3 separate regions of the Homo sapiens genome follow, and regions 1 and 2 are each linked to region 3. A link is a loop called in an ENCODE intact Hi-C map of the cell type or tissue named here. Cell type or tissue: A673. All regions are shown on one strand.

Region 1 (8,000 bases), 430 kb before region 3:
AGGGCCCCTCAAAGCCCTTTGGAAAGAGGTGAGGAATCGTATGGATTCTTGTGCTTACAGTTGCACCTAAACAAACAACAAACAACAGCAACAACACTCTAGACCCACTATGAGGCACACAAGATGATCTAGTTTGGACATTTGATCCTTCAATAATTGAGACCCTCTATTCCCCTGGAATAACTGTGAAACAAATTGCAAGCTCACTCAGAATAAAGGAACAATAATAATAATGTAACTGGCTGTTGTGATCCCCAAAGTTGAGACTAATGGGTATAAGTGTCCCCAATAAAGAGTGGTGCTGCACTTGTCATCTAGCAAAGCTGGCTCTGCCCCCATTTGCCATTCCCCAGACAACATAGAAAAAGATAATCAAAGTGTAAAGGTGACTTGTTGACAGAGAGCTATGGGCCCAGAAATAAGGCATTCTGTTCCATCCCCCTCCCTCCTAACGGAAGGGGCAGCAGATCCTACAGAGGAAGGGAGAGAAATGCTGCCCCAGCCACCTCCATCCCAGTGAGCAGGGCCCTCTGCACTCAAGTGGTGGAAGCTCTAGGGCTTCCCAATCACAAGCTTATCCACTGTAGTGCCCTTTCTTTTTCGCCACCTATCTATCCTCTTCCTTCAACTGTATGTCCTTACTACATTTGGAAATGTCAGCAATCATGAAGAAGAGAAAAACCAACTGGGCTCTCTTCCCTTTCAAATGTAACCCCTATGTGAGTGTAGCCCAGCTGACTATCTAGATGAAGACAAACAGCTGAGAAAGAGGAGATCAGAAGCCAAAGTCTGACCCCATGCTGCCCGTCACCAAAAGCACATGAGGAGAGGCCTCAGGCCCCCATAATTGAGAAAGAGCTCATTTTCTGTGCAGCATCTGCTGAGAAAAACTCCATGAAAGGTCAGTGGCACCAAGCCAAATGTGGAAGAAGTTAAATGCCACCCTGCTGCCATTATCTTCAAGGTACCAGAACAACGAAACAATCCCAGAGAGAGAAGAAAACACTATGAAAAACTTTGAAGAGCTCATTTTTTAAAATAATATAAAGGTGTGTTAGACCGGAAATACCAGAAACTAAATGTCATGCATGTATTTGACAAATATATACTGAAGGTTTTTTACTATGAGCCATGTGCTATTCTAGCTGCAGCTAATACAGCAGTGAATGAGACAGACAATATCTCTACTCAGGGGGCTTGCATTTAGTGGCAACAGACAAAAACAAATATGAAATTTCACATAGCGACATATGCCATGAAGACAGCATACCTTGACAAACTGATCAAGAGAGACTTAGACAAAGAGAAGGGTCTATTTTAGATAAGATTGTTAAGGAAGGCCTCTCTGAAAGCAAGTCATTAATTAAAAGATCTGCTGAAAAAGTATTCCAGACAGAGGAAACAGTAATTGCAGTCTGACATAACAGCCTATCTGCCTTCCTGTAAAGTTTCAGTGAGCACCTACTTGTTACAAAAGTGTGTAAGACAAAGCCCCAGCCTTTGAAGTTCTCATGGTCTAGCAGAAAACACAGACACAGTAACATGATAAATGCACACCCAAACTCTCACAGGAACATAAATGGAAACAGCCCATGAAAGTGACCTCAGAGCATGAATTTGATTGAAGGGCTGTGCTTTGCTGTAAGACCTGGCAAAAACAAAATCTTGAGCACAGGAAATATAATGAGCCAACGAATAATGACATGTAAGTGCATGACATGTCTATGGCCTACATTTGTACCCTGTTGAAATTCCTCTTGTAACACATATGCACTTAATTGTGTTAATTGGTTTCATGATTCCCCCAATTGTTAGGATGCACACTCTTTGACAACAGGAGACTTACTCATTTTGAATCATGAGCATCTAGCATCAATACCTGGCACAGAGATTTAGTTAATAATGTTTGTTGAATGTATGAGATGAGGAGGAAAAAGAAAGGTTAATGTCAGTTTGTGAAAGTCAGAATGTGCCCTGCTGAAGAGATAGATTTCTTTCTGGAGCTATGGGGGCCATGGAAGGCTTTACAATTCATAACAAATCTTCAGGATGACAAAAGTGAACTTAACCTACTAGTGAACCCGGAAGCTTCTTTTGCAAAACCTATATTGGTAGTACTGACAGCTGCTACTGATGTTATTTAAATGAAGATATGGCTTTTTGTTTCCTTCACTGAAGAGACATATATTAATTACAGTGCTTTTTAAGATATGAGACATAGTTGTAAAAGCTTGATAATCACTTCTACTAAAGGTTTCCTGCTGTGATTGTCAAATATAAGTCTTCACCCATTCTCTGTGACCCACCCCTCTGTTGTTACCTTGCTCGACATCGGATCAGTCAATTCATATGTATTTATTGTCTTCCTCCTCTGTGCACAGCAAGGAGCATGGAGTGAGAAAACACATACTGCACACATTAGAAGCATAAAGCAGCCTTAATGGCCTTTGGAAAGGGCAAGAAAGTCTATGTCATCTTTGTCTTTACTGCACCTATTATCTAGACTAACTCTTTCATCTTACCTTTAAGATCTAGTCCAACCCAGGTAACTAGATTGGCTCTTGGAAGAGCTCAGATGATAATGTGAATTTCCTGACTCCAGGTCATCAGGAAGCAAATCTTGTCTTTCTTGGGTACTTCCAGGATGCCTAATACAAGTGCTCAGCACTTCCAAAGCTCAATGCATTTGCTCAGTTTGATTAATCCATCTTGTACCCCACCATTATAAGTACTTTTCCTTCTGTCTCTGGACTTTGGTGTACCCCTACAATCTCTTCTTCCTTTCCAGACCTCAGCCAGATGTTAGGCATGATGCTTATGGAAGCTCCAAAGCCACAGAAAGCTACCCCTCTTCTGTGTAGCTCCACTCACCAGCAGGAACTCTGGCATTGCAACAGATGAAATGTTTTGCCAACCAGAAAAAGAGATCTTTGCACACACACAGGGCACTCAGATTAGATAAGTGTTCTGAACTTCAACAGCAATGAGGCAGAGGCAGTGGAAGCTGGGCTGAAAAAAAAGAACCATTCCTTCAGCAGATCCATCCAACTTACAGAAAGGAGCCAGGGAGCTCCATCTGTCAGGTTTAGTGAGAGTCCTAATCTCACTCATATGCTGACAAGTTCAAAATACTCAACTTTGTTGAGATTGAAAACTCTTAGTTATTTAGGCTGAACAGGTTGCCTGGCCTGGAGGAAAAAAAATTGGAAGTTGATTAACGACCATCTTTACTAATATGATGGGTTATCATGAAGAAGACAATGAAAGGTGACTTTCCACTCAGAGATGCTGAACCAAAGACCCAAACCAGCACAGAAAGCATGAGACTTCAACAAATAGGAAGAACATCTCTTCCTTTATGCTGCTATTATTGTTACTTCATAATGATCTAATAACACTTCTTTTTTTAAATATTAGTTTGGAAACTAGAAAGCTAAGACACATAAAGGAGATGTGACTGTACATAGGGAAACCAGAAACCCATCAAGAGAAAGAAACAATTGCTCTCCAAAGGAATGGGACCCATGGGAAAGGATTGCATATTCTGTGTAAACAAAGAACTCCTCCAATAGTCCTGCACATTTCCATTTTCTATGCACAGAGTCATTCCTTAAGCAGCATGCATTTATCTCTCCAAGACAGAAAACCATAATTTAATTAAAGTTAAAATGAAGAACTTAAAGATTTGCTACCTTATTAGATCCCTTTGAAAGAGCTAAATGTTCCCCTGCTCAGATCTCCTCTCTTCCTGTGCTTCAAGATAAGTACTGGGAGATTTATGTGCCATGAATTTCCAATTACCCATCTCCACCAGCTGGGCTGTCAATCACCACTTGTCTTATCCTGGATGTCCTCACCACCCGCATTTCCTTGTTGTGCTCACAGAAACAAGCTTATTCTTCCAAAAAGAGCTTACCACCAGACAGGCCAATGCTGGTTTATTATGTCCAGCTAATGCTGGACAGAATTTCTCTTTCAAATTACTGCCATCCCACTTTCCCAAAATATTCAAATAAAACAAGAGTTGCCACAGATTGTGGACAATTTAAGATTTCAAAAGAGAATTTACAGGCAAACTTATCCATTCTGCATCCTCACAGAGTCCACTGAAGCAGAATTGATGAGCTCTCAGGAGCAATCCCCCACTCCTTTGACATCTGGAAGCAGGTGGGAGAATTCTAAATGATAACTACGCTCACTTGGAAACCGTGCAACACAGAAACAATATGTTTGCAAATGCAGGCTTAGAAAATTGTCATAGATTTGGAGGGGAAAATTAATGGTGGAAGCTCTTTACTGCTCTTGGTCATGAGTTTTGTCTGGAGAATGGATTAAGGCATCAAAATATTCTTAAAAGGAGTCTGAAAGATCATAATATCCGTGTTACCAATAAATACCTGAAAAATAAATGACAGTTGTCATTTGATGGTCAGAATAATAATGAGTCTTTATTGTATGGATTTCTTTCTTGTGACTGTTACAAAGTATGTAACCATTTAGTTGACAAATGTTTACTTACTAGGTACAAGGCTCAGTGTTAGATACTAGGGGTGATATAAAACTAACTAATACAAGGCCTTCCCCATAAGGAGCTTGTAAAATATTTGCATAAACAATTTTAATAAAAGAAAAATTGGCACCAAAAAGTCAATGAAACACTATGAAAATTCAGAGGAAACAAGATCTTGAAGCTGACTGGAGGAGAACAGGAATTTAAGGAGGGCTTCATGAAAGAGAAGGACTACCAATGATGAACTAAACCTGACAGTCAACTACAATATTCCAGGGCTGTGAACCATCTAATTCTTCAGTTGTTCCTTCTCCTTCTCTTACATATTGCTTTGCTTGTTACTAGAGTGTAAGGTAGAAGCAAGATAACTAAAAGTCAAGCTCTAATTTTGCTGCTTATTTGAAAGGTAATTGGATGCATACAGAGGCTTTAATTAATAAAATGAAATCTAGAGATCACTTAATACTCACTGTTCTGGATCACTATGTTGTTTAAATGGCACAGAAGGTACATTCAAGTCCAGGAAGAAAGTCAGTACTCTTGTCTAGGTTCTGAGCCTGGGGAATGCTAGAGCAAAGGGACTGCCATGATTTAAGGCAGCATGCGCAATGGCTATCACTTCAGGCACCATCCGCAAACAGGGAGGTCATGGATGAGATAGAAAAGGCAGGCTAACCACTGAGATCAGCTCCATTTCGCGCTGAGCCTTTTCACAGTGCTTTGAGACATCTATTAAATATTTCATCCATTTATTCCACTGATTGTCAAAAACCCATGAAACAGACAGGCCATAACAAGTTGAACTTGACATGCACGTGGCCACCAGCAGCTTCCTGAACTTGCTTCCTACTCCTAGGTCAGCAGATGGATGACCAGCAGTGGCCCCATACCTATGGTTGATTCTCACACTGGCAGCTACCATGGCAGCCAACGTTTCTGGAGCCCTCCCTTTATACCTAGTATAATGAAGTGTTTCCTCTTTGTGTACATTGTCTCATTTAGCCCTTAAACAATCCTTAAATGCATGTATTATTCCACCACTTCCCAGAGATGGAAGCTGAGTCATGATACTGTTATGTTACTTGCTTAAGGCCACACATTTGATCAGGATTTGACTTCAGTATTTTCCAACTCCAAAGCCTGTGGTCTTAACCACACACTCTTAGCTACAACTGTGTACTGCTTCCCAAAGACCGTGTAGGAATTAGAAGTGGAATTCTGAGATTTTTAACCCTCGGGGGAAGCATAAAGACTGTGGGTCCAGAGTTGGACCAGAATATCTCAACCATAACTGTATACCTTGAGTTTGCCCAGAGTAAACACCATTGAGCCAGGGGAAACCTGTAAGGTGGCCTCCTCCCTCTAGTCTTAGCTTCTATCTCCACAATTACCAGAACAGCTGCCAGACCAGCCATCCAAGTGACCAAAACCTGGTGGCGGCTGCATGTGCCCTGGTCAGACACTGGTTCTCCAAGGTTATACATTGAAATCTGATGTCTGGGTCCCATCCTGGAAGTTCTATAGTTTAGGGTGAGTCCTGGGCTTTTAAAAAGCATCTAAGGTGATTCTATTGTGCATCCAAGAATGAACATTGTTGTGTAAAAGAAAAAGTCAAGGGTTTGAGGCCCCTTCTTTCCATAGTCAGCAAAGCAGCTGGCTTCATCCCAGGCTTTTGCTGAAAAACATTAATAAATGCCTGCCGACGATGAATCATTCCCTTAAGAAGAGAACAATTTCCCAACTGTAACTTAAAGTCTTGGGAGAAAAGAGAGGAAAAGCCACGGAGAAAAAAATTTCTAGAAGACTAAAATGTATTTCTAACAAAATTTAAATACAAGATAACTGATCATTGTGGGAGGCTGATTTTTTATCCCACTGAAGATAATGCATTTTTGACCCTGCATCCATAATTCAGTGAAAGAATTGTATTCAGACACGGCACAGCTCGGGATAGCAAATATGCAATTTGCAAGTCACTACTTCCTTTTCCTCAACTCCCTGTCCAAAGTCCATGGTGACTCCCAATAATCCAACACGGCCTCCTGGCCAAGTCACTTTAAATGCAGTCTTAGAAACCTCTTCCATAAGTGCTCTTGGCAGGCTCTGTGAACCAAGTCTATGGCTGAATTGAACGACATTTTTCATCCCTGCATGAACCTACATGCATTCCAGGGTAAAGAATTATCTTATTCTGTCTTGTACCCAATAGTTCCACCTAGAAGAGTTTATGGCAAGTAGTAAATGCTCAGTAGATGTGAGCTGAATGAGTAAATGAGATGATGACAGGAGAAATGCATTTTACAGAAAACCTCCAGCTTTCTGATGTCCTTTTCTTAGCAGTCAAATTAAGATTTCAGGTTTGCTCATGATAGGGTGATCAGAAAGACCTTTAAAGGAAAAACCATTCCAATGGCCAGTGAATAAAGTAAGCAAACTGCACTAGGATACATCAGTAGGGATTGACAGAGATTACACAAGCACTACTAAATCTTTCAATGATGTCTTTAAAAACACAAGACTTGAAAGAGAAACAGAGAGGAATGCATGCCTGGAATTAACATTCTGACAAATACCTGGCTCCAGGTTCTACATTTCATTTTATTTATTCATTTTCCACCTTTCCAAAGAAAAAGAGGGATGGAGTGAAGGATCTCCATGGTTTACAAAAGGCTCATATAATCCAGCATGATGATATTCAATAGAACAAAATAAGAAAAAAAAAAAGGCAAAATCAGGTTCTGTCTTTTTCTTTGTGTTAGCAATAGACAACAACATAGAATGAACTCTTGATGGCTGTCCTCTTTTCTGCATGACACCTATACTTGTCTCTCAAGGCTCACAAATCACTTCCCAATGGATACCTTCTCTAGCTTGTCCTACATAGGTCCACACTTATCTCCACTATAGTATGACTTGGCAATGGCTCATCTCTGTAGCTTAGGCTCCTTAGCAGTACAACAAAAGTCAGCACCTAGCAGTGTTTGTTGGACAAGTGGTATGGACTGAATGTGTGTGTCCCTTCCACCCCCAAATTCATATGCCGAAGCCCTAATCCTCAGCGTGGCTATATTTGGAGATGAGGTCTTTATGGAAGTAATTAAGGTTAAATGGGGTTATAAGGGTGGGGCCTTGATTGAATAGGATTAGTGTCCTTTTAAGAAACACACCAGAGAATTATTTCTTTCTTTCTGCATGCATGCACCAAGGAAAAGCCATTTGAGGGCAAAGCAAGAAGGCAATTGTCTACAGGCCAGGAAGAGAGCCCTCATCAGAAACCAAATAGGCCCAAACCTTGATTTGGGATTTTCCCAGCCTCCAGAACTGTGAGAAAATATATCCATTGTTTAGTTCACCCAGTCTGTGATATTTTGTTATGGCAGCCCAAGATGACTAAGATGGCAGGAAACTGACAGATTTAATAATGTGGAAAAGCTGCCCCATTGGAAATCTGAATCTCTATCCAATTGTGTACTTGCACGCAAGTGGCTTT
Region 2 (8,000 bases), 76 kb before region 3:
CATGCATCTACAATGTGTTCAGCAACTATTCGCTGAACACCCATTACCTTCTAGCATAGTGCCAGAGCATTTACCTGCTTCACCTTCCTGTTTTCCTCATCATGAACTATAAAGCAGATATTATTCTCTCAGATTCACAGATAAAGAAACCAAGAAACTAAAAAGATTAAATAATATGCTCAAATTAGCTAATGAGGGGTACAATTGTACTTCGAGCCCAAACTCCTGTACTAGTTTCTATTGCAGCCATAAGAAATCACCACAAACTGACGGAAAAATAAAATTTATTATCTTACAGTTATGTAGGTTAGTAATGCAACATGGGCCCTGCTGGGCTGGCATCAAGATATCCACAGAGCATGATTCCTTTCTGAAGCTTCTATAAGAATTAATTTTCTTGCCTTTTCCAGCTTCTAGAGACCACCTGCATTACTTGACTTGTAGCCTCTTTTCAAATCTTCAAAGCTAGTAACACAGCATCTCTCTGACCCTGCTTTTATCAGCACATCTCTTTGTCACCATAGTTTGGAAAGGTTCTTAGTTTTTAAGGACTCATATAAGTGGATTGGATCCAGGACAATCTCCACATCTCAAGGTTGTTAATCATATTTGCAAAGTCCCTTTTGCTATGTAAAATAACATGTTCACTGGGACATTCCCATCCTCCACAATGTGAAAACAGCTGTCTGTGATATCCAACTTTGGGGGCTAAAAATGTCTGCCACCTTCTTCAGCAACAAAATAGCCTTCCAGGTGCTATTCAGGTGTATCTTAGAGCAGTTCACAGCCATGTTCATGTGCAAGGCCTTCCTGCACTGGTACGTAGGTTGGGGCATGGATGAGATGGAGTTGACTGAGGCTGAGAGCAACGTGAAGGACCTGATGTCTGAGTCCCAACAATATCAGGATGCTATGGGCAAGCAGGAGGGAGAGTTTGGGGAGTGGGCCGAGGAGGAGGTGGCCTGGAGCATTCTGTTACTGAGTGAAGGGTGGAAGAGGTGTGAATTTTTCATTCACTCACAACATGTTCTATGATAGCCATGTCTCACTCCGTGTGCACTTGCTGTGTGTTCACCTCTATTCAATCATTTTCATTTTCATAGAAAAAAAAAAGCCCTAGTCCCGAAATTAAGACACAAACATGGATGTGGAAGGGGCATTATTCTTACTGTCACCCCTCTTTTTGATCCTCCTTATGTAAACCTTTTGCTCTAAACTACTTACTAGCTTTGCTTAATCAATTTTATGACAAGTCCAGTGTCTAATCCATTCCAGAAAAATGGTGAATATTCAATAAATATTTTTGAAAAAGTTAGTAAATATCAAAAATACCAGAATTTGGAGGTGTTGTTTTACTACCACACAAATGGACTAATTATGATTGATTTGAGAGGTAATTGTTTGTAACATCATTCTAGACTTTTAAATTGGGAGATAAAGGTTAATCAGTTTACTCAGAGGAACAGAGTTGCTTATTCTGTCTGCAGTTGAAGCAACAACATGTGCTCTTGCTGTACAGCCCTGGCTAATTAGTTGACAGCATTACTAATACATGTCCTTTCAGGACCAAAGGGTGATCCCTTTGGTCTTCAATCCTTCTGGGAAAAGCACATTCAGAAGCTCAAGTATGCTAAAAAACACAAACAGAAAACATTGATGAGGTTTTCTTTATGATACTTTAATTTCTTTTTTGGCCTAGTTCAAGTAGAAACTGGGTATAAGCAATTAGTCAAGATGCTAGAAAGTAAGATTCTTATGCATGTGAATTAATTGGAGTCAGTGAGAATGCTGCAGGAATATTCTCTGAGTTCAACTGTTAGTATTAGCTAGGAAAAGGGGAAAAATGAAAGCCTGAACATTTGGTAGGAAAAAAAAAATAATTGTTCCTTGGATTAGGCCTAACTGAGTTGAGGGTGGTAAAGTAACCTAGAGGAAGTGACTGGATAAAAAGGAGTTGCATGACAGATAGCTAAAACCAGCCTGAATGCTGAGAATTGACGATGGGGTTGGAGTCAGTAGTCTCCCTTGATAGTGCTGCAAGTGAGTACAATCGGTACTAAACCAATTTTTAGACAAAGAGTGAAATTAGATCAAGTATCATTGAGAGTACATAATGAAATAATACCTTGACTAGGAGTTGGCATCTTTTTGTGATGAAGAGATCGCATTTGAACAGGGAATGAAAGATGGTGCAGTGCTTTCGGCCGGATTTCAAAATGCCCAGTGTTTCTCTTTGGGTTTCCCCAAGTCTTCCCAGTGACAGGTACCTATGGGCATTACACAAACCAAAACAGGCAGCTGAGAAAGGCAGACAAACTACAAAGGGGAGATGTGTGCCTTTAATGAAAAACTGAAGGTGTAAATTTGGGCTTCCCAAAACAGAGATAAATATATGCATTTCTCAGCGGTACTGAGAAATAACTGTGAACATAACAGCCATGTCACTTCAAATTACTTACTGCTTGCGTTAGGGGAGGCAAATGTTTTATTAATAAACAAGCGGTTAACACACTATTTGTTCTCAATTATCAGTGTCTGGAAGGGCAGGGGAGGCCAGGCTGAAACATCTGACAAGAGAAATGATTTACCAATTTAGTGTGACTGACAGACCTGGTGATGAAAAGGGACTTTACTGTGTAGCATCAGGGAGTGGTGTAAGAGATGTGGTTCTGCTGAATGGAGGTGGTCAGAGGTTCTGGGAGGCCCACCTTTGCCAAGATAAAGAGCTTCCTCACAGGACTAAGAGCCTGACTGGATTGATGGGATTGACTGGAAAGGAGAGAGTAAGGGGAAGAGGAGGAGAAAGGGGAAGAGACGAGGAGAGGGGCAGAGGGAGAGAGGGACAGAGGGAGAGAAAAGGAAGGAGAGATGGGAAGTGAAAGAGGTAGAGAGGGAAAGAGAGAGTTACTGCTTTATTTGGTGCAGAGTAAAATTTAGGAACTGCACACTCATCCATCACAAGCTGGCTAATAACTGATTGATGACTGCAAAGCACTTGGAAGAAAGGAAGTTTTACACAAATGTTAAATAACAAAAATGTTGGAATTTAGTTGATGATTGCAGCCAAATCTAGCCTGCCAGCAGAAAGCTGGGAAAGTTATTTGTTTGGAGAAGGGTCTGGATGACTCTTGGTCTCTCACTGCAAACCACAATTGGATTTCCCACGTGTATGGCAGGGTGGGAACAGGATGGGGTGGGGTGGAGTGGTGAGGTTTTCAGATGCAATTTAACTGTGCTGTAATTAGGAGTATTATGCTCCAGGGGTGGCCCCTCCTGACTCTTCTGGATCCTTTGCCATTACATTAAAACTGGCCTGCTACAGGCACAAGCTCACATGACTCATTGGCATGAATGAAACTTCCCGATTAGGGGTTGCACTGGTTGTAATTTATTAGTGTAGAGCTGTCATAACAAAGTCATTGTAAAGACATTCAGCACTTACCACCAACACAAACACTGCCTTCTGCAAAAGGCTTTGACTTTTCATAGCCACCTGCACCACCTGCCCCTCCCGCCCCTAGAAATGAGACCTCAGTCTGGTGATTTTTCAACCTATTACAGCTCTTTGAAGATGAAAATCTCACACATCTTTCTGACCAAAACTCCTTTTGGTATTTTAGGATCTATAATCGTTCTGCACCCCTAGTTCTTACTATACTTGTTTTGTTTGTTTTTTAGGAGGAGAGAAATAGTTCTTCTCATTTAGGAAATTTAATTACCAGGGTATTAATCTGTCAATTTTAGGCTGCTCAATGAATTCTTATTGCAAAAACAGCTGTAGCCAACAATATTGCAATAGTGTATTCTTAAGCAAACAGCAATGTCTCTGGAATGTGTGCACATAAATATTAATTAGGAAGAGAAACAAGACAGCAATGAAACAGTTTCTATTAATTATTTTGGCTCCTTTTCAAATTTGTTACAGTTTATCTGACTTTCTTTTTCAGAAGCTCTGGGAACAATCTGTCTTAGTCTATTTATGCAGTGAAGGTGTCTGAAAGTCAGTGACTAAATTTAATGGTAAGTCTTCCTGAGAAGGAAATTTTTTCTTCTTTGCTAATCTGGGCTCATGATGAAGGCAGAGAGGACTTATTTTGATTTTCCCTGTTGGGCCAGATGGTTTCTGTGGACAAGCTGTCAGGGGAATTCCCAGGACTTCCTGGCTCTAATTGAGGCCTGTTACCAAAAATTTGCTGAAGAGATCAGATATTTCCCATGATAAGGAAAAGATAAAGTACAAACGCAGTTGCTTCTTAGTTATTCAGAGAAACTTACATGGGGGTATCTATTACCTGTAGCATAGTCAAGACCCAGAAGCAGGTCACCGCATTCTCTTAGCAACCCGAAGTTTGCCCAGAGTTAATATTAGAGTTAATGTTACATTTTGTTTGGCAAGTTTGATTATCTTTCAATTTTGTCTAGTTTTTAATTTGTGTTTTTAGCTCATGGAACATAAGAAGGTAAATACAATGCAAGCACTAACTATTTGTAAGATTGGTAAGAACAGGTGATAGCTGATGTGAAGTTTAGAGAGGTACTAAAATGAGCAGACATAGCAAGTGTGAAAGCCAGGGCTAAGCCACTGAGAATATCAGGAGAGAAACCTTTACATCCCCTTCGCCTTCAAAGACCTTCCATAAAATATTCTACATTTTAAGCTATAACCTTGTATCATTAAGAAGAGAATCGCGTGAATCGGGAGGCGGAGCTTACAGTGAGCCGAGATCGCGGCACTGCACTCCAGCCTGGGCGACAGAGCGAGACTCCGTCAAAAAAAAAAAAAAAAACAAAGAAAAAGAAGAGAATCCATTTAAGTCACAAAAGAAAAATTGCAAATGGCTTATAAACATGAGAATATTTAGCCACAGGTTAGCAAAAAAATGAAAATTAAACATGAAGGCAATATTTACTTATCTGTCAAATTGGCAAAGATTTAAAACACAAATGATAGCTACTATTGCCAAAGGGGCAAGAAAGCAGGCATTCACAGCTATCTCAGCAGAGACATAAATTGGTACAACCTTTCTGAAGGGCAATTTTGCAGTGCATGCCAAATGCTTTAATTTTTTTTTTTTTTTTTTTAGACACAGTCTCTGTCACCCAGGCTGGAGTACAGTGGCGCAATCTCAGCTCACTGCAACCTCCACCTCTGGGTTCAAGCAATTCTCCTGCTTCAGCCTCCTGAGTAGCTGGTACTACAGGCACGTGCCACCACGCCTCGCTAATTTTTACTTTAAAATGTTGTACAAGCATTGACCCAGCATTTCCAAATATGACAATTTATTCCAAAAAATCATTAAGTATGTTCATAAAGATATAACCTCAAAGATTGTCAGCAGAAATTTTTGTAATTGCCAGAGAGAAAAAATATTCCAATATTCTGAAAACAAATCATGATATGTCAAAGTAAAACAACACAAGGTAGTTACTAAATGATATGACAATGTTGTAGAAACTATTTATTAATATGGAAAGATTAGATGTTCCTGATAAATAGAAAAAACAAGCAGATTACAAAAAATGAATAGTATATCTCCACTTTTTGCTTAAAAACACACAGACAAAAAGAAAAATACATATCAAAATACCACTAATAATCTGAGTACTGTATTTGGGTGATCTTTTACATTTCTTATGTTTACCTTTATTCCTTTACTTTTAAACAAAAATATACACTACTTATGTATTAACATGGGTAAAAGTTACAAACACAGATTAAGAAATGCTGTATATTTTCTGAGGAAAACATTGAAGAGAAACACAAACTCCTATTATACGAGCACATTTAGTTTAACAAATAACAGAAAAGGGCAGAGTACATTTAAGAATTATCTCATTTTTATGATTTCCTCATTCACTTATTCCTTTGTTTCTCCAGCAGTATTTTCTGAGCACCTACTATGGACTAGGCGCTGGGTGTACAACAAGGAATGAAAAGCCAATGGTCCCTGCTATAATGAAACTTACTTAGTGATATGGTTTGGATTTATGCCCCCATCCAAATCTCACATTCAATTGTAATCCCCAATGTTTAAGGTGGGGCCTGGCGGGAGGTAATTGGATCATGGGGTGGTTTCTCATGAATGGTTAGGCACTATCTCCTTGGTGCTAAGTTCTCCTGAGATCTGATTGTTTAAAAGTGTGTATTTCCTTCCCCACTTCTCTCTTCTTCCTGCTCCAGCCATGTAAGACATGCCTGCTTCCCCTTCCTTTTCCACTACGACTGAGAGTTTCCTGAGGCCTCCTCAGAAGCTGAGCAGATGCTTCCACTCTTCCTGTACAGCCTGCAGAACCATAAGCCAATTAAACCTCTTTTCTTGATAAATTATCCAATCTCAGGTATTTCTTTATAGCAGTGCAAGAATGGACTAATACACTTAGGGAGATGGACAATCTTATAGTCCAACATACAAATTAAAAAGTACAAGAGTGACAAGTATAAACAGAGAGCTACAGAGCCCATCAGAGGGAGTTAGGATGAGGGAGGGAGGTGACAACACTGTAGAGGGCCCTTGCAGAGAGAGGATGTAGGGAACATGATGGATTGAAAGAAGACCTCTTTGGACAGCACCCCAAGTAAAGGGCTCTTATAAAGAATGTGGGCCCGAGACTAAGTGTGTAGGATGAACCATGCTGTCTAGAAGTCCATTTTTAGTTTTCTTTTTATCCCAAGAGCAATGGGTAGCTTTAGACATTTTTATGCATAGATAGGTATAATTTGCCTTTTGGAAAGGTAATTCTGACTTTTTTATGGGAGGCATATCAGAGAGAAACCTGAATTGGGGCAGATATACAAACTAGAATGCTATAAAAATAAGAGAAGCTAAGGGATAGGAGAGGAGGTTGAAACACAGGGTAATGGTGGTGAAGATGGAGAGAGGGATGTCTATCTGAATGTGATTCAAAGGGTGAATTTGATGGTGGAGTGGATATGGGGCAGAGGGAGAGGAAAATCAAAGCTGACAACCGCTGCTTTGTTTGTGCTGCTGACTGAATGGTGATAAGATCCCTTGAGGTATGAGACAGTGACTGCCAGTCAAGTTGGGGGCAGGGTGGGACCTGGTAAAGATTTGAGTTTGGATGCAATAGTCTGAGTTATTGTTGCGACACTGTCTCAGTCTCTTTTATACTGCTATGGTAGAATACTACAGATTGGGTAATTTGTAGTGTAGAAATGTATTTCTTATGGTTCTACAAGTGGGAAGTCTAATATCAAGCCACCGCCATCTGGTGAGGGCCTCCTTGCTGTGGGATGACGGAAGATGGAAGGGCAAAAGGAATGAACACGGAGTCCTTACATGGCAGCAGAGTGGAAGAGCAAGCTAGCCAAATGCTGCACAAAGTCCCTTTTAAAAGGCCCTTACTCTTACTAAAAAAGGAGGAGCTCTCATGTCTAAAAATTCAGACAGGTACGAGGGCTAAGACCCTCCAGACTATCATGGAGGGTAATAGTGAGACGAAGTTAGAAGCAAAAGGGAAGTGAGTGTATTCTGGTCATTTCATTTTGTGTTGTTATAATCTCCTTTGAGAGCAGGCAGTGTATTTACACACTTGCTTCATTTCTTGAACAATGTCAAACACTGTGCTGTTATTTCAGTATATAGCTAGCAAAATCAATCAATGGATGACTGGATGAATAATTGTGCAAATTTAATTTATTTCATCACTATTCATTGCTCAGGTACATATGGAAGATGTTGTTATGCATAATGGGTATTTCAGAAGAAGAGATGATGGTAAAGACCTGGAATTCCTGGCTGGTTCAGCTACTGCCTTGCTTTGTTCTTGAGATATAAGTACAGAAAATAGATCTGGAAAATGCACACTGTATTGCTACTGAGAGTTTAGCATCTAGACCTTAGGTCACCGGGACCAATAGACTTCTCTTGTTCCATCAGCATGAAAACAGTTTGAAGGCATGCTCTGAATGTGCTTTCACCATTTTTTTCAACCTGCAGTGATGGAAAAGTACAAAAGAAAAGAGAGATATTGAATTCACT
Region 3 (8,000 bases):
TTTTTTTTTTCTTTACAAAAATCCCATTTCTTTCCTCAACACTTGCCTAAAAGTTTGAAACCTGTGTGGTAGTTTTGGCTCCAGGAGTCAAGAGGTCTATTTTGGAGACTGAGTGCTGCCATCCAGATGGTAGATGGTACATCACGAGCTGGATGTGGCCTTAGGCAAGTAATTAAAATATTGAACCTCAGTGTCCTCATCAATAAAAGGGGGATAATAACTGCCCTGCCTGCTTCACAGAGATATTGTGAAAATCAGCTAGATGCATGAATATGAAATGCTCTGACCCTAAGCTACATAGAAACATAAGGTTTATCTTTTCTATTCTTTTATTCTTTTAAAAACCTCACCAAATATCTTCATCACCCGGTAAAAACAGCAGTGTATTCTTGAGCTACAATATGAAGATGCTTTTAATAAATTTGAGCCAGCTCTGCCCGTCTGCTGACCTACTATGCTTGTGCTGTTTGCAGACAGGAACTGTGCTTTCTTGGCAAAACCAGAGGTGTCCAGCCAAGACTGGCCTGCCTGAGGAAGGCAGAGAAGATCTCTCAGAGGAATTCCAGTTCACAGGATTCAAATAGCATTTAGCCTAGAGCCCTGAAAGTGGTTCCTCTTAGAGAGCATTTTGCTTTCATGGGCTTGACTCAACTATTGTGTTTTTCTATTTTTATATTCTTCTTCCAAATAACATTAATTTTGACAGACCAAAGCTGGAAAGAAATAACAGCTATGAGACCAAAGAGAAGACAATTTTTTTCTGATTGGAGGTAAAGTATATGTATGAGGTAATACAAAAAGGAAAAGACTTAGGACTTTCCTCAAGAAGTTAATGGTCTAGTTTTGAAAGAAATGTGCACCTAAACAAGAGGTGAAGTTAGGGGAAGAGGTAGGCAGAAGAAACACAAAGCAGGCTGTTGTATGGTGCTGGGGGAGAGACACTGGAAAGGCTTATGGACAAAGAAGACTGAACAAAGGAATACTGAAGATTATTCCAGAATGTCTAATATAAATGCAAAAGTCCAGAATTCCTCTATTCCTCTAGGGGGAAATTTCTACTCTATAGAAAACTTGGTGAAGTAAAGGCAATGGTTAAAAAAAAAAAAAAAAAAAGAAGAGAGAGAGACCTGAGTTTCTCTCTTGAATTGTGGAGAGGAAGCAAACAGACAAGGGCTTTCTAAAAACAGACTCCCTGGACGGGCACAGATAGAGACAGTGAGGGATGCGGGGCGGTCTCATTCCTGGGACCACTGCTAACAGTAAGCTTTGTTGTCTTGTTTTTATAAAGAACTGTTTCTGCTTTCTTATACAAATACCTCTTTTGATCACCTTGAGCTACACATGACTTTATCACTGAGAGCATCATGCGTGTATGAAGGTAAAGTGCATGTGTGTGTGCGTGCATATACATGTGCATGCTTAGGGTGGCACAGGAAGAGGTGGTTATTAAAAAATTCCATTTGCAAAACAATGTGCTATTCAGTATCAACAAATACCAAGCATAAATTGTGCACTAGATGTAGCAATAGGGTCTAGGGTACAGTAATGTTCAATTCAGATATGATCTGTATCTCCATTGAGTTTATAATCTAGATTATAGGAGGGGTAAATTCTAGGAGATATGGCTTTTTGGGGGCTATTTTATTCTTTTCATAGCATATTGGAAATTGTCTGGTGGCTAAGCTAAAATTACATTTTCATAAAAAATAATCCCCTTTCTTTGCAATGAGATAGAGCATTAAGAATTTAGGTGAAGTCATAAACGTGATCAGCACAGCAAGCTGCACCAAGGCGCATAGTGATTGAGGCCACAGGGAAAGCTTAAAATGCCATTGATTTATTGTGCACACAGGCATCCCAAGCCTCTGAAATGATAAGAAAGCAAAGTGGAGGCAGGCTGTAAGATGATGAGGCAAATCACATTCCATGGGAAACCAGGAGCTCCTCAGAGACTGTGATCTGAACTTCAACAGCTGCTTAGCGTTAGGGAGTTTGGTGAAATGTGGATTTGGATAAGGATGGGAATACAGGGGAGAGGGATAAGGGCCCAGAGAGACTCGTGAAAACTTTCTCCCACCAGCGGTTGCATGGAAGTCTGACATAGTAGATTTTCCAGCTCTGTGGTCAGGTGAGGTGGGTGTCTCTTGGTCAAATTGTCCCTTTATAGCATGGAGGTATGTGTTATCTAGGCTGGAGGGGAGCAGGTGCTTGGCTGATTTTATGTGTAATCACAGAGATGGAGAGAGAAAACTAAAACAAAATTCAGGTACCAGGGGGCCTTCCATTTAATACTCCCAGAGGGATTCAGGCACCATGGGCCCAGGGCCATGACAGTTAGAGCTGTGAGTTTTATAACTTCCTGTGTTAGTCATCTTGTGTTGTCCCCTTTACATTTCCTTCTAGTCATTGGCAATAAAACTCTTATAATGAAGAAGTGTATTTTTCTTCAGAGTCAACAGGATATTAAATCACCTCCGCAGCCATGGTTTTTTCCTCCTCCCTGTTGTGGGGGGAGAAAGAAATGAGAGAGTAGTGACTACTTTGAGAAGATGGGAAATTGGGTTGTATTCTCAGGTTTTTTGCATAGAAGAATTTGAACTGGGCACTGTCTCTGAGCTAAGCCTGTGTGAAAACCCTGAAGCTAGTCTTGCACTTGATTCCAAATGACATTTTCTTTTTTCTGTAATACTTTTGCATGCTTGTATACTTTTCATTTTCCATTTGCCTGTCCCTCCCAACTCACCCAGCTTCCTCCTCTGCTTTTCTCTGTCCTGTCCTATACGCTGAGTGGGCTGACACCTCAGACGATCATACCTCCTTTGCTGCCTGGATTCCAGTGAGGCTTAGCTTATGGAAGGCAGTCGTAAAAAATTGGAGGGTGGGACAAGGAAGAAGTATTCACTCCCCACTTCTTTTCTATGCTGGACACATTCTGTGGCAGAGCATGTCCCTCTGGGAATACGTCTCCTGCCGGGCAGCCCTTCTCCAAGATTCCCATGTTCACTGGGCTTTGTTAGTACTATTTCCTTGCCTTGCCTTGCCTTTCTAAGCCTAAGGTAGTGGTGGCTTTTGATTCTTGATAGTTTCTATGTTCTCCACCATTTTTGCTGACTTGTCTAATGTTGCTCATGCCTCTGTAGATAATCCATTCCTTGAAGTCTGAGTAGGATTCTGTTCCCTACAAAATACAGCTCAAAAGAGCTACTTAAAGGCAGGCTCTGTATATAATTATTGTTTTTAAACTTTTTGTTTCTAGGCTTAGTCAAGTGCCAGACACTGAAAAAACTAACAGATTCAACTTCCTCCACATCTAATCCATGAGGAAATCTGACTGGTTTTACTCTAATGCATAACTTAAACTCGTCACATTCTTTCCATCTTCAGTGCTATAACCCTAGTCCAAGTGGCATTAATTGTCATCGGGATTCTGCAATAGCCAATTGCCTCCAATGGGTCCCTTTGTTTCTCCTCCAATACCATGTAGTTGAGTCTCTACACAGAAGCCAGTCAAAACGATCTTTTATAAATTTGAAGTCAGATCATGTCATTCTCCGCCCAAATGTTTCCAATGGCTTCCCACTGCATTAAAATTAGATTAAAAGCTATTGCCCTGGGCAACAAAGCTCAACATAATCTGTCCCTGTCTACCTCCTAGAGCTCATCTACCTCTGCCCTGTCTTGTCCGCAAAGCACTTATTACTCTGCCTTCTTGAAAATGACAAACTTATTCCATCTTAAAGTGACATCTATGCATTGTATTATTTCTTCTCTGTGCTCTCACATGGCTGGTTCCTTCTGGTCATTCAGTTCTCAGCTCTGACTTTCTGAAAGCATCTCTTTCTGGACGCTCTAATGCAGCACTTTGTTCTTCCCCAAGTCATTCTTTAGTACATCATTTCATTTTATTTTCTCATGGAACTCATCTCCATCTGAAATTATGGCCCTTATTTACTTACTTTTTTGCTTAGAGTCTGACTCTCTAATGAGAAGGGAAGATCTATGAGAGCAGGACATATATAGGAAAATATCTTGCCAGTCTTATTTCCTACCATTGTCTCTGCAATGTATAGGAATGCCTAGCCCATAAGTGCTACACACACACACATACACACACACATGCATACACATAGACACACACAGACACACACACACAGACACACACAGAGCAAGAGAGAGAAAGAGAGTGGGGAGAGAGAGAGAGATGAAAGATTTACTGATCAGCATTCTTCTCAATGCTTTACATAGATTATTTATTTTAATCCCCAGTACAACTCCATTCATCAAGAACTATTATTATCCTTGTTTTACAAATGAAGAAACTAAGCACAGGGAAGTTAAATAACTTGCCAAAGGATATACCCAATTAGGAAGTAGCAGAGCCAAAATTTGAAATCTGGCCATCTGGCTCTTAGCTGCTCTTAACTGCTAAACTATACAGAGTCCTAACATTTGTTCAATATATTAATGAACACTTCCTGTCAGCTTCTTCCGTTTCACACTTGGACTTTAGAAAAAACGAAGCTATCCAATTTTTAAATGTGGGAGCCTGCCTGACCCCATGCTGAGGGATTTTCTCCCCTTGAAAAAGGATACTATGAAGCCAGGACAGCCAGTGAGGCACAAATCTCTTTCTTGAATGCAAGCCCTTTGGGGAAAGTTTCCAAAGATCCCCAGAAGTGCTGAGCCTGTGGTCTGCCAGAAATGTGGCCCGGAACTTCACGGCAGGAATATTTTTTTCTCAGTTTTCCCTCATTAACTAATTCAGAAAACATTTAATAAGCAGTTTTGTTGCACCAGACACCTGAGACACAGAGATGAATAAGACAAGTGCTCAGCTCTTAATGAGTTTACAGGCTGGTGGAACATCAACTCTATTTTTGGACACACATTCTACTTGTTCATCTATTTTTATTTTGAATCAATTAAAGATGAGAAATTAGAACAGTTTTCTGAACTGACCAACTCTGTGCCTGGAATGGAGCTGCAACTTTGTCCACTGCTGAAGCTGGCCTCAGGTTCAGACTCATGCCAAGAAGCCCAGTGTTCACAGACTCGTCTACAAGTGTGGTGCTGTTTCTTTTACAGCTCCTTTTTGATGACTGTGCCATAGTGGCTGCGCATTTGGAAGTACTTGCCGACTTTTTGAAACTACCCTTTCCTGTCTCAGCCTTAATCCCATTTTGACAGGTAACACTCCAGCACAGGCTTTTCTGCATTAGAGCAATGTTGCTCCCATGCTGACCTTCATCTTCACTCTCCCTTGGCACTGGAGGAAATTACCTACACCCATTTATCTCCTTTTCTTGTAATTCAATCACTCCTATTCATTATTTCTATAGCTGTCTTCCAATTGCTCCCAATTTGTCTATTTCATGCTATTACCCAAGCACCTGAAAACCAACATGGTCTACCACATGGCAGCTCCATATAGGGATCACCTTGCAACCATGTGCAGTAACGCATCTTAAAATACAGCCAAGAAATGCACCCTGTTTTTTATTCAGTTTCACTGCACCATAAGCTTATGTTGAAGTGTCTAATATCACCTTCCTGTTCTTTTTATTCTTTTTTTTTCTTGCTGGTCTTGTTGCTTTCCAGTTTTCTCCCTGGAAATTTAAATAGCTGTGTTTCAGGTTCCTTTCCTCCAGATGTATTAATTTTCAGGTCTCCTTGCTAAAGCTCATTTGGTCATTTCCTGACTATATTTCTAAGCACTGAAGCCACTTTACATAACGTGCCTGTCCTTAGTGATTTTGCTATGACTTTTATTTCAGCTTGATCTGCAAATTTAATTAGTGAGTTCCATGTCTTTCCATTTTAAAGAGTACATAAGATAATGTCAGTTCTCTACAACAGCAGGTGGATAATAGAAACAAACAAGCAGGGAGATTTTACCTTGAACTGCTCTCTGCAAAGTAAGGAGTGAGAGAAATCAAAGAAGATGTTGAAGACATGACACAACAGCTGGGAATGTGACCTTACTGTAGCAGATGCCCCCAAAATTTGCTGGGCTGTTATGCACAGATGGTGTGGCAGTACCTGCCAGTACAGTTTCAGAAGCAAAAAAGCAAAAGAAGATTGAGGCAGAGAAGTGCGATCTCAGTTTAGAAAAGGGCCTAGGGAGACACAGCCTCAAATATGAATGGCTTTTGCAATTTAATCTCTAGGAATAAAGTCAACATCTGTCTTAGGTCAGATTTCCGGGAAACAGACTCAGATGGAATTTTACTGGGGAGTTCTCCCAGAAACAACACCTGTGAAGGAATGAAGGCAGCAGGGCTGGGCAGAAGGAGGAATTGGACTGTTAAATAGTATAAACAGGACCTCAGCTGATCTCACGGACTGTCTTAAGCTGAGATGCCTCTTCAGCAGGATCATACTTTGAGGCAAGGGACTAAGCCTTTATATCCCCACATGGGCCAGTCATTGGACTTGAGCTGCCTGTGGAAAGGGAGCATGAATTTGAATGAGGCTGCTCTTGAGGAAGGCACATTTCTGGAAAAGAACTTGGCTGAGATTCATTGCAGCCAACTCTCTCAGCAGTTGGGAGAATGATTTTCTCAATCCTGGAGGGCATCTGGGTGGCATGCCACATCACCCACTACAACATCTTAGAAAGACCATGCAAACTCACAGCGACATCTCACAGTATGCATTCCCTATTCAGCATTCAGCAAAAGGCTTCTCTCTTATGTCTTCTGTGACTCAGCTGTCATTTGGCCTTCTTGACTGCTCCTTCTCAGTCACCCATTGTTCTCCTTTTTTTTTTTTTATTTGCCTTTTAAATAGGGGCACATTCATTTGTTCCTTCAACAAGTAATTATTAAGTGCCCATTTTGTTCCAGGTCTTCGGTAATATACTATTTTTGACTCTTTTTAATTCCTTTTTTTCTGTGAAGTCTTATCCACTTAAATTTTGCCTTGATTCTCTCCTTTAGTAATTTCCAATTCTTTAAGTACAGCTTTAGCCTCATTTCTAAAAGAGCAATCCAATTTCTAACTCTTGACTTGTGTGCCTCCCATTGAATGTGTCCAGTAGTGGAGGCAGTCAGTATCTTCCCCTGATCCAAGCCTATCTCATTTAATGAAACATCACATAGCCAGTTTCACAAGAAGGAAATACCTGGAGTGGTCTCAAATCTTGTTGTTGAACATACAATTCATCAGCATTGACATCATCTGGGAGCTTCTTAGAAATACAGAATCTTATGCCTCACCAGACCTACTGAATTGGAATATCCATTTTAACCAGAACAATGATTTATATGCATATCAACATAGGAGAAGCACAGACCTAAAACTTTCTTCTCCTCCAAACTCCATACCCAATAGGTAGGTAATTCTGCTTTGTCTTTTAGTCCCTCTCTCAGGAATATTAAAATAACTTCCTAAGAAATCTTACTGACTGCAGTCTTTCTCTTATAGTTGATCCTTCAGACCTATGTATACCTATCATTCTAAAACACATCACGTCCTCTTGCATAAACTTTGAATTGCTTCCAAAGGCTAAAGGATAAAGTCCAAGTCCCGCCATGAAGTTCATACCCTACCTTTCTGTTTTCCCCTTCTACATACTCACACTCTAGCTTTACTCCTTTACTCTTAATACACATTTACACCGTTACACCTTTACCACCATCATGTCATCTTTCATGCTCTTCTTTTGTAGCATTCTATTGCCTCTTACTTTGCCTATGCAAATCTTACTTAGCTTTTAAGATCAAGCCTAAATGCCTTGTCTTCCTTCAAGCTTCCTGCCTGAGCGAATACCAAAACACATTGGTCATCTCTATTTTGCAACATTTTCATTCTACTTTGTGTGAAGCCTGTCTTTTATACCTAGAAAAAGACTTAACACATCATAATAGGGTACACACACATACACAGTCATATCTCACTTAATGATGGGGATATATTCTGAGAAATGTGTCATTAGGCAATTTCATTCTTGTCCAAACATCACAGAGTATACATACACAAACCTAGACAACATTGCCTAC

What was found. Peaks named below come from ENCODE experiments on the same cell type or tissue, not always from the same donor. Only the 100,000 strongest peaks of a DNase experiment are listed, where the experiment ranks them.
Region 1: a loop joins it to region 3, with 2.8 times the contacts of the local background. A loop is called at or near these places in 1 of 110 quality-filtered maps.
Region 2: it touches region 3 in a loop (4-fold over the local background); 1 of 110 quality-filtered maps calls a loop at or near these places.

The regions. Positions count from the first base shown.
Region 1 is chr11:92,293,903-92,301,902 of GRCh38, reverse strand. The region is part of intron 1 of FAT3 (FAT atypical cadherin 3); the gene reads right to left. Among named protein-coding and RNA genes, the nearest start is that of FAT3, 73 kb to the right of the region's middle. In A673, no CTCF peak of the experiment used is centred here; a DNase peak (open chromatin) is centred at 3,702; H3K27me3 peaks cover 2,746 bases.
Region 2 is chr11:91,942,695-91,950,694 of GRCh38, reverse strand. It overlaps the pseudogene TUBB4BP4. Among named protein-coding and RNA genes, the nearest start is that of LINC02756, 150 kb to the right of the region's middle. In A673, no CTCF peak of the experiment used is centred here; DNase peaks (open chromatin) are centred at 3,294 and 4,004; H3K4me3 peaks cover 504 bases; H3K27ac peaks cover 1,982 bases.
Region 3 is chr11:91,866,354-91,874,353 of GRCh38, reverse strand. It overlaps LINC02756 (long intergenic non-protein coding RNA 2756), which reads right to left. Exons shown (of 12, transcript NR_187312.1): 12 at 1,868-2,500. Among named protein-coding and RNA genes, the nearest start is that of LINC02756, 76 kb to the right of the region's middle. In A673, no CTCF peak of the experiment used is centred here; DNase peaks (open chromatin) are centred at 1,943, 2,453, 2,853, 4,403 and 3 weaker places; H3K4me3 peaks cover 1,921 bases; H3K27ac peaks cover 4,851 bases.